Regions from separate parts of the Homo sapiens genome. Here region 1 is linked to region 2. The links are chromatin contacts, found by Hi-C or POLR2A ChIA-PET in ENCODE. All regions are on one chromosome and are shown on one strand. Each heading gives the region's core, a stretch centred on a gene start or an enhancer-like site at or near the end of the contact. The rest is flanking DNA. Distances are from core to core; before and after follow the strand shown.

The links. Hi-C counts contacts between places; a loop is a spot of excess contacts on that map. ChIA-PET counts read pairs that join two places held with the same protein, here RNA polymerase II (POLR2A).
Region 1: a map of endothelial cell of umbilical vein shows a loop between it and region 2 (6-fold over the local background). The contact joins two enhancer-like sites. A Hi-C loop is called at or near these places in 1 of 168 maps with a recorded cell type or tissue (endothelial cell of umbilical vein). POLR2A ChIA-PET finds 5 or more read pairs at or near these places in 1 of 52 experiments (OCI-LY7).

Annotation. Positions count from the first base shown.
Region 1 is chr5:40,549,589-40,554,071 of GRCh38, reverse strand. No RefSeq gene overlaps it. Among named protein-coding and RNA genes, the nearest start is that of PTGER4, 130 kb to the left of the region's middle. Within about 2 kb of position 1,696, at least 4 of the 41 ENCODE cell types and tissues checked have a DNase peak (open chromatin) inside an H3K27ac peak, as active enhancers do; they include endothelial cell of umbilical vein, where a contact is called at or near this core.
Region 2 is chr5:40,330,938-40,335,282 of GRCh38, reverse strand. No RefSeq gene overlaps it. Among named protein-coding and RNA genes, the nearest start is that of LINC00604, 93 kb to the right of the region's middle. Within about 2 kb of position 1,667, at least 3 of the 41 ENCODE cell types and tissues checked have a DNase peak (open chromatin) inside an H3K27ac peak, as active enhancers do; they include endothelial cell of umbilical vein, where a contact is called at or near this core.

The DNA of each region.
Region 1 (4,483 bases), core at 447-2,946, 220 kb before region 2:
TAGTCTTAGGATTGCTTTGGAACTCACGTCTTTTGGCATTATCTGGCTTTCTGGCCTCATGGCTCATTAGTCCTGGGGTGTGTGTGTGTGTGTTTGTGTGTATGTGTGTGTTACAGAAACAGAGAAAGACAGGAAGAGACTAAGAGAGGAATACAAAATGGGGAGAGGTATTTAGTTACCACCATTTAGTTGTATACTAGGATCGCTATTACATGCTTGGATTTGGAAGGGGCCACACGTACCTGTGGTAGACTCTGTTGGTTGCTTATGTTCCATTCCAATGCACTCAGCCCCTGGATATAAGTCACTTTTGGTGTAAAGCAATTACGACAATCTTGTTGCTCCTTGACAGTGACTTACCTGGGATGGCTATGTGATCCTGTTCTGGAAAAGAAAATGTGAGGAATATGCTGGGGAAGTCCTACTGTTGTGTGAAGACAGGTTCTTTGGAGCATTGTTGTTAGCCATCTTTTTTGTTTTTTGAGATAGAGTCTCACTCTTGTGGCCCAGGCTGGAGTGCAGCGGCGTGATCTTGGCTCACTGCAACCTCCGCCTCCTGGATTCGAGTGATTCTCCTGTCTCAGCCTCCCAAGTAGCTGAAATTACAGGCATGTGCCACCATGCCTGGCTAATTTTTTTTGTATTTTTTTGTAGAGACAGGGTTTCACCATGTTGGCCAGGCTGGTCTCGAACTCCTGACCTCAGGTGATCGGCCCACCTTGGCCTCCCAAAGTGCTGGAATTACAGGTGTGAGCCACCACACCTGGCCATTGTTAGCTATCTTTAACCTTGAGGGAAAACACTGAATACATACCAAAGCTGATTGAGTAGAAAATTTGAAGGACCTTGTGTTTTGATGACATAATTGAACCGTTGACTCAATCCGGGGCTGGCTTTTCTCTGGTCTCTTTGTTAGGTAATGTCCATGTGACTTAAGCCTATCAGTCAAGTTTTCTGTTACTTGCAAAAAACTATTCCTAATTGATACAATATCATAACAAGAATTATATATTATAATTTGCTTTTTAAATTTCACACTACAGAGCTCTTACACTATAATTAATAGGACAATTTAGTCACACAGAAAATGACATAAGCTAATAACACGAAATCAACAGAGAAGACACTTAAATATTATAAATAACTAAATAAGACATTAATTTAGCAAATATATAATGCATAAATGTGCCTTATTAGTTTGATGCCAATTATCTTTATAAAATTATCCAAGCTTAATTATCATCCTTCTATATCATATTAATATCAGTATCTGTATCAAATTTTGACACATTGGTATTTGCAAGTGAGTTGATGTTGTTGATGCCTCCATAAAGCAAGAACATATTTCAATACATTTAAAACAACATAGCACTGGTGCAGGTCACATATGAGGGTGAATTCTGGAAAAGTAGGCTCTAAAATAACAGATTACCTACAGTGTTCAAGATATCTGTGGCCAAAGTGTTGATGACCTAGGGTGTTTGTCCTTTCTCTGCCCTACTTTGCTCTCTGGTGAACAGCAAGAGAATATCCAGAGGCGCTGGAATAATTACCAGGAGGAAAAAATGTGGTAGGTTTGAACATGCTATTAACTAGAACACTGGTATCTCGGTATTTGAACCCCCACTCTATGTATATTTTCTCAAGCACTGCTTGCACATTACGCAGGAATGCCTGGCATTGGCACAGTAAATAGAACGTCTAGCTCCTTGATGCTCAAGTGTTGAGTCAACAGTTGTTCTTAGGCCAGCACATTTTCATCCTGAATGAAAGCAACCTAAAGTCTTTAAGAGATTATTAGGGAAAGAATATTAGTTTCTCAGTGGATTCAAAGCCAGCTGTGGAGGCCTTTAGTACAGTTTACGCTTCTTCAGTTCCCCTTTCTTCCACCTTTGGCATGCCTACAATTGGATGAAGTGCTTTTCCTGAAATAGCAATCACTCTTAAATCCATTAGCTGGAAACTGAAATGTTTCCCTAATTGTTTAAAGTCTCATTGTGAAAAGGAAGTTACTATTGATTGGAATATGAGAGGAAACAATCCCAAGTTTGTGATTCTTTTCCTTTCTATAAACATAGTCAGATAAGACTGACACACTCAGTGTCATCAGATTTACTTCTCAGAAGTTCCCCATTCATTACTAGAAGTTTCTTGTCTGTGTTTCTTTGTGCCCGTATTAGTCAGGGTTCTCTAAAGGGACAGAACAATAGGATATATGTATACATGAAAGGGAGTTTATTAGGAGAATTGACTCACCTAAGGTAAAGTCCCACAATAGGCCGTCTGCAAGGTGAGGAGTGGGGAAACCAGTCCGAGTCCCAGAACCTCAAAAGAAGGGAAGCTGACAGTGCAGCTTTCAGTCTGTGGCCCAAGGTCTGAGAGCCCCTGTCAAATCACTGGTGTAAGTCCAAGAGTCCAAAAGCTGAAGAACCTGGAGGCTGATATCCAAGGACAGGAAGCATTCAGCATGGGAGAAAGATGAGGGCCGGAAGACTCAGCAAGTCTGCTCTTTCCAACTTCTTCTGCCTCCTTTATTCTAGCAGAACTGGCAGCTGATTAGATGGTACCCACCCAGATTGAGGGTGGGTCTGCCTCTCCCAGTCCACTGACACAAAAGTTAATCTCCTTTGGCCACACTTTCACAGGCACACCCAGGAACAATACTTTGCATCCTTTCAATTCAATCAAATTGATGTTCAACAGTAACCATCACAGTGCACAATCATTTCGTGTGTGTGGGTGGGGGGGTGGGTGAGTGTGCGTGTGTTTGGGTTTGTCAATACTTTCTCTCCCTTAGTTTTATTCTTGGGCCTCTCTTATGTGATTTGGATCTTTGTTTTACTTTCAAAATTTTTATTGAGTTTTAATAATTTTTATCACATCTTCAAGCCATCACTCTGTCTTTTAAAAGTTAGTTGGCTCAGATGCAGAAAATTGAAACTGGATCACTTCCTTATACAAAAATTAACTCAAGATGGATTAAAAACTTAAATGTAAGACCCAAGACTATAAAAACCCTAGAAGAAAATCTAGGAAGTACCATTCAGGACATAAGCACGGGTAAATATTTCATGATGAAAAACACCAAAAGCAATTGCAATAAAAGCAAAATTGATAAATGGGATCTAATTAAACTAAAGTTCTGTAGAGCAAAAGAAACTATCATCAGAATGACTAGACAACTTACAGAATGGGAAAAAATTTTTGCAATCTATCCCATTGACAAAGGTCTAATATCCAGAGTCTATAAGGAACTTAAACAAATTTACAAGAAAAAAACAAGCAACCCCATTAAAAAGTGGGCAAATGATATGAACAGACAGTTCTCAAAAGGAGACATTCATGTGGCCAACAAACACATGAAAAAACCTCAACATCACTGATTATTAGAGAAAAGCAAATCAAAACCACAATGAGGTATCATCTCATGCCAGTCAGAAAAAAAAAAAAGTCCAGAAACAGCAGATGCTGGTGAGGTTGCAGAGAAAGAGTAACTCTTTTACACTGCTGGTGGGAGTGTAAATTTGTTCAAGCATTGTGGAAGACAGTGTGGCAATTCCTCAAAGATCTAAAGGCAGAAAACCATTTGACCCAGCAATTCCATTACTTGGTATATACCCAAAGGAACATAAATCATTCTGTTATAAAGAAACATGCACATATATGTTCACTGCAGCACTATTCACAATAGCAAAGACATGGAATCAACCCAAATGCCCATGAATAGCAGACTGGGTAAAGAAAATGTGGTACATATACACCATGGAATACAATGCAGCCATAAAAAGGAATGATATTATGTCCTTTGCCAGGAAATGGATAGAGCTGGGAGCTGTTATCCTCAGCAAACTAACGCAGAAGCAGAAAACCAAACATGTCATGTTCTCCCTTATAAGTAGGAGCTGAACAATGAGAGCACATAGGCACATGTAGGGGAGCAACACACACTGGGGCCCGTCAGGGGTGGGAGCGGGGTGGGGGGAGACCATCAGGAAGAATAGCTAAGGGATGCTGGGCTTAATACCTAGGTGGTGGATTGATCTGTGCAGCAAACTACCATGGCCTATGTTTACCTATGTTAACAAACCTGAACTTAAAATAAATGTTGGATAAAAAAAAAAAAAAGAAAAAAAGTTAGTTGGTTGAACCCTACTGCTGGAATATGGCACTTCTTTTCCTCTCTTCTCCAACAGCCATTTCAGCTACTCTCAAGCACTAACTTTTAGCCATTGCTCCATATTTGTAATCCCAATGACTCATTTTTTTGGCTGTGGCCTTTAGCTATGTATCTCTAGTACCTAGAACAGTGCCTGGCACTTAGTGGGTAGTGATTAATATTTTTAAACAATAAAAATATTTAGGTTTTTTTTTTTTTGTATTTTATCAAAACTTCTCTGTAACCAAATAAATTGACCCAAACGAAAGCCATTCAAATTGAGGAGTTTTTTGCTTCACTCTTGACTGGACCAGGAGTGTTGGACAA
Region 2 (4,345 bases), core at 418-2,917:
GTCTTAATCCCATCTGGATCTAAATCATATTTTAAAATTCAGCTGCAAGCAGTCTGAGAAATGTCATTTTGTTTTAGTTTCCTGTTTCTGCATTATAGAAAGGCATAAGGAAAAGGGCTGTAAGGTTGTTGAGGTAGTTGCTCTGCAATGTCTGCCTTAGACATATAGGTGGTAGAAAGATGAATGGAAATGCCAGAATTCTTCATCCTATGAATAATGATATCATAAGTGTCATCAACCTCACATTTTGAATACTGCTTTTTTGATGATGTGTCTTTTTTGCATTAGTGAGTTAAACTCCTATCTTGAAATTGTTTCCAGAGCTTGTGTTTTCTCCTTTGAATAGTATTGATTATAATAATATTGTGATGATGAATGATCTGTTGTGCTTGAATAGTGGAAACAGTATTAAATACAGTCATGTATTGCATTACAGCATTTTGGTCAACAATGAACTGCTTACACTAAAGTGGTTGAATAAGATTATAACAGAGCTGAATAATTGCTATCACCTAGTGACACTGTAGCCATCCAAATGTAGTAGGGCAAGGCACTACTCACATGTTTATAGTGATGCTGGTGTAAACAAACCTACTGTGCTGCCAGGAATATATAAGTGTAGCACATACAGTTATGCATAGTACATAATACTTGGTAATGATAATAAACAACTATGTTACTGGTTTATGTTTTATTATATTATACTTTTTATTGTAATTTTAGAGTGCATTTCTTCTACTTATTAAAATCAAAAAAGCTAACTGTAAAACAGCCTCAGGCAGCTCCTTCGGGAGGTATTCCAGAAGAAGGCATTGTTATCATAGGAGATGACAGCTCCATGCATGTTACTACCTGTGAAGACCTTCCAGTTGGACAAGATTTGGAAGTGGAAGACAGTGATATTAATGATCCTGATCCCCTGTAAGCCCAGACTAATGTGTGTGTTTGTGTCTTAGTTTTTAGCAAAAAAGTTTAAAAAGTAAAAAAAAATGCCTAATAATAGAAAAACCTTATAGAATAAGTATATAAAGGAAAAAAGTGTTCGTGTTTTAAGCTAAGTGTAGTTATGAGAGAGTTAAAAAGTTAAAAAATTACGAAGTCTATGAAGAAAAAATTACAGTAAGCTAAGGTTAATTTACTACTGAAGAAAACTAAAAAGAATAAATTTAGCATAGCCTAAGTGTGCACAGTTTAAACATTACTGACACTACTGTAGTGTACAGTATTGTCCTAAGCCTTCATTCATTACTCACTCACAAATTCACCCAAGCCAATACTAGTTCTGTAACCTCCATTCATGGTAAGTGCTCTATTCAGGTATATCATTTTTAATATTTTATAACCTATATTTACTGTACTTTTTCTGTATTGAGCTATGTGTAGATACACACAAATACCATTTTGTTACAACTACCTACAAAATTCAGTTCAATCGCATGCTGTACAGATTTGCAGCCTATGAGCAATACCCTAGGAGCATAGTAGGCTACACAATCTAGGTTTATGTAGGTACACTCTGCGATGTTCACATGACAAAATAGCCTAACAACACATTTCTCAGAATATGTCCCTGTGCTTAAATGACTCATGACTGTAATAGTGAATCCAGTAGGTTGTTAAGCTGAGTAAAACCATTTATATTAAAAACATTCACTCTCAGCTAGAGCATTGTCATAGTGAAGAAAATAGTCCTGTGTGGCAGTTCCTGCCAAGTGCCTCACCCCAGACTTCCTGCAATGCCTCAATCATTAACTCAGTTATTTTTTGAACATTTAACATGCACAATGACTATGCACAATGTTATAACATTTAGAATTTATATTTATGTATTGCTTTATCACTCTTTTACAATGTGCCTTTCCGTTTATTTTATCTCATGTAATATTCACAACCAGTTTATTTTTCAAAAGAAACTGAGACCTAAAGACTTTACTAAGAATACTCACCAAAATGAATATGCTCCATTGGTTATTTGATTTTGTCAAATGTATTCACTATGATCAATGCCATTCATATTCTAAAATTTAATAAATTTTGTCTTTACTTGTTATTTTTTGATATACATGGTATTTGAATTATGTGGAAATGAGAACATTCTGATAAAGATCTTGTTACTTTCCTATGAATCAGAGGGGAAATGCTGTATTTTATAAGTAACGGCTATTATCCTCCAATGTTGAACAGCTTCCTCTAAAATATTTCTATAAAAATGGTACCTTACATTTCATCTTGCTCAAAATGCATTGGATAATATATTTCTCCCATTCAACAATGAGTCTACTTTATAAGTCACACACAAAACAGTTCATTATTTAGTGTTACACTCATAAATTTAGTCATGACAAAGTTGCCAGTGCTATATAATTTTATTTGGCTTAGATTATAAAGATTTTATATGTCATTGAATCCATCTATATTCTTTTGTCTTTTTGCGTTTCTTTTACTCACATAATCTATCAAAAGGGACAAAATATGATTGAGTGTTTATGTAATTCATAATTTTATATTTTGAAAAATTCTAACTTTTTCTAACCAAATATTTAAAAATGAAATTTATCTGCATACCAATCATCATATCTCTGAAACATTCTAATGGATTTTTCACAAAATAATTTTTTAAACCTAAAAGTTGATATAGTTCTGATTAAACAGTTTGTTAGCTTTCTTTTCTTGGTGTAAATCACCAAAATAAAGAGTCAAGGACATATGTTTCTCTCTCTCTTCCCATCCATCCATCCATCCATCCATCCCTCCCTCCCTCCCTCCCTCTCATTTAATCCATCACCCAGTTTTTACTTTTGTGGTGATTTGTGGCATTCTAGATGTTATTGAGGAACCAATGGTTATAAAATAGAAGATAGAGTTAAAGCAAGATAAATATGGCCTGAGAAAGACTCCATACTTCTATATTTGAGTCCTTGTGGATGAACTGTAACCTATCTTAATAGTCAGACACAATTGAAAACCTAACTTAATAGTAGGCACCTGTAACAATGGCTGAGTGTTGGCCAATCCCAGTGGCTATACCACTCATAGACTGCTGAATGTTCAAACTGCATTCAAATAAGGCAAACACCAAGCTGTAACCAATCTCACTGTTTCTGTACCTAATTTCCGATTCCTGTTTGTCACTTTAACTTTTTTGTCTATAAATTTGTTCTGACCACAAGGACCACGAGGCACCCCTGGAGTCTCTGTGAATCTGCTGTGATTCTGGGGGCTGCCCGATTTGCAAATCTTTCATTGCTTAATTAAACTCCTTTAAATTAATTTGGCTGAAGTTTTTCTTTTCTCAGATGGTGTCAGGAGTAGGATCCGAAGTGGAGCTTCCAGTGACCCCCAGAAGTGCTGAGTGAACACTCAAGATACCTGCAGGACTCACTTGTGTCCATTGATCTCTCAGAGCAGCTGGGGATCACGGTTAAGCTCCCTCTCAGATTTTGGAGCTCCACGGATTTGCGTTTTGAGCTCTCCGAGTTTCTTTGAGCAGATTTCTGATCCAAACTGGGTTTAGAGTTGTGACAGAAACTGGACTGGGTCCAAGAATGGATTTGATCTGGGAATTAACTGGTTTGAATCCAGTTAGAGGCCTCTTATATCTGACTAGGTCAGAAAGGAACTGGTAGTAAGCAGTATTTTGCAGGGTTTATAAAATTTGTCTTTTGAAAATTCACAGGAATTTTTCTGTTCTACCCCTTTTTTTCATTTTTCTTGTGCGCTTAGGTAGGAAAAAAACAATCATTGGCTAAGTTAATCAAGAGAACCTGAGAGTAAAGTCAATATTTTAGGTAAAAATGGGATCCTTAATTTCTGGAAAACTGAGTTCCTTCTGGCTTATACATTAGGTCTGGGAGGCAGCGAAGTCTTACAGAAACACCAAAATATTACTAAAGATAACTCACAGTGGAACATCAGAATGAACAACAATGCATTGAAGTACATTTGAAAATGAGGGCTCTCAGTAAAGTTCCTTTTGGCTAAGAATGGGTTTGGCACTACAGCATGTCAACTGCTATTCTCCTTGGAATAATCTGCCTTGCGCTCTTTCCTGACGGCTGCAGGTGACAGGATTAGGAATGTACAGGATTGTGGGACATAGGGAGCTTTTTCCTCCCTAAAAGGGGAAACATGAGAGATGATGACACTGCTGGAAAAGATCCCTTTGCTATAAAAAAGCAGCCACCTGAACTTTTCAGTGTCGCTGGAATGGGGGGTGATCTTCTCTGGCCTTTTTGCCTTCCCCACCCTGCCACAGGCAATGCTTTTCTCTCTCTCCTTTCCCTTTCTTATCTTGCCTATTGCTCAGGGCAACCATCTTGCCCAGAGACCACATGTTGAAACTCAT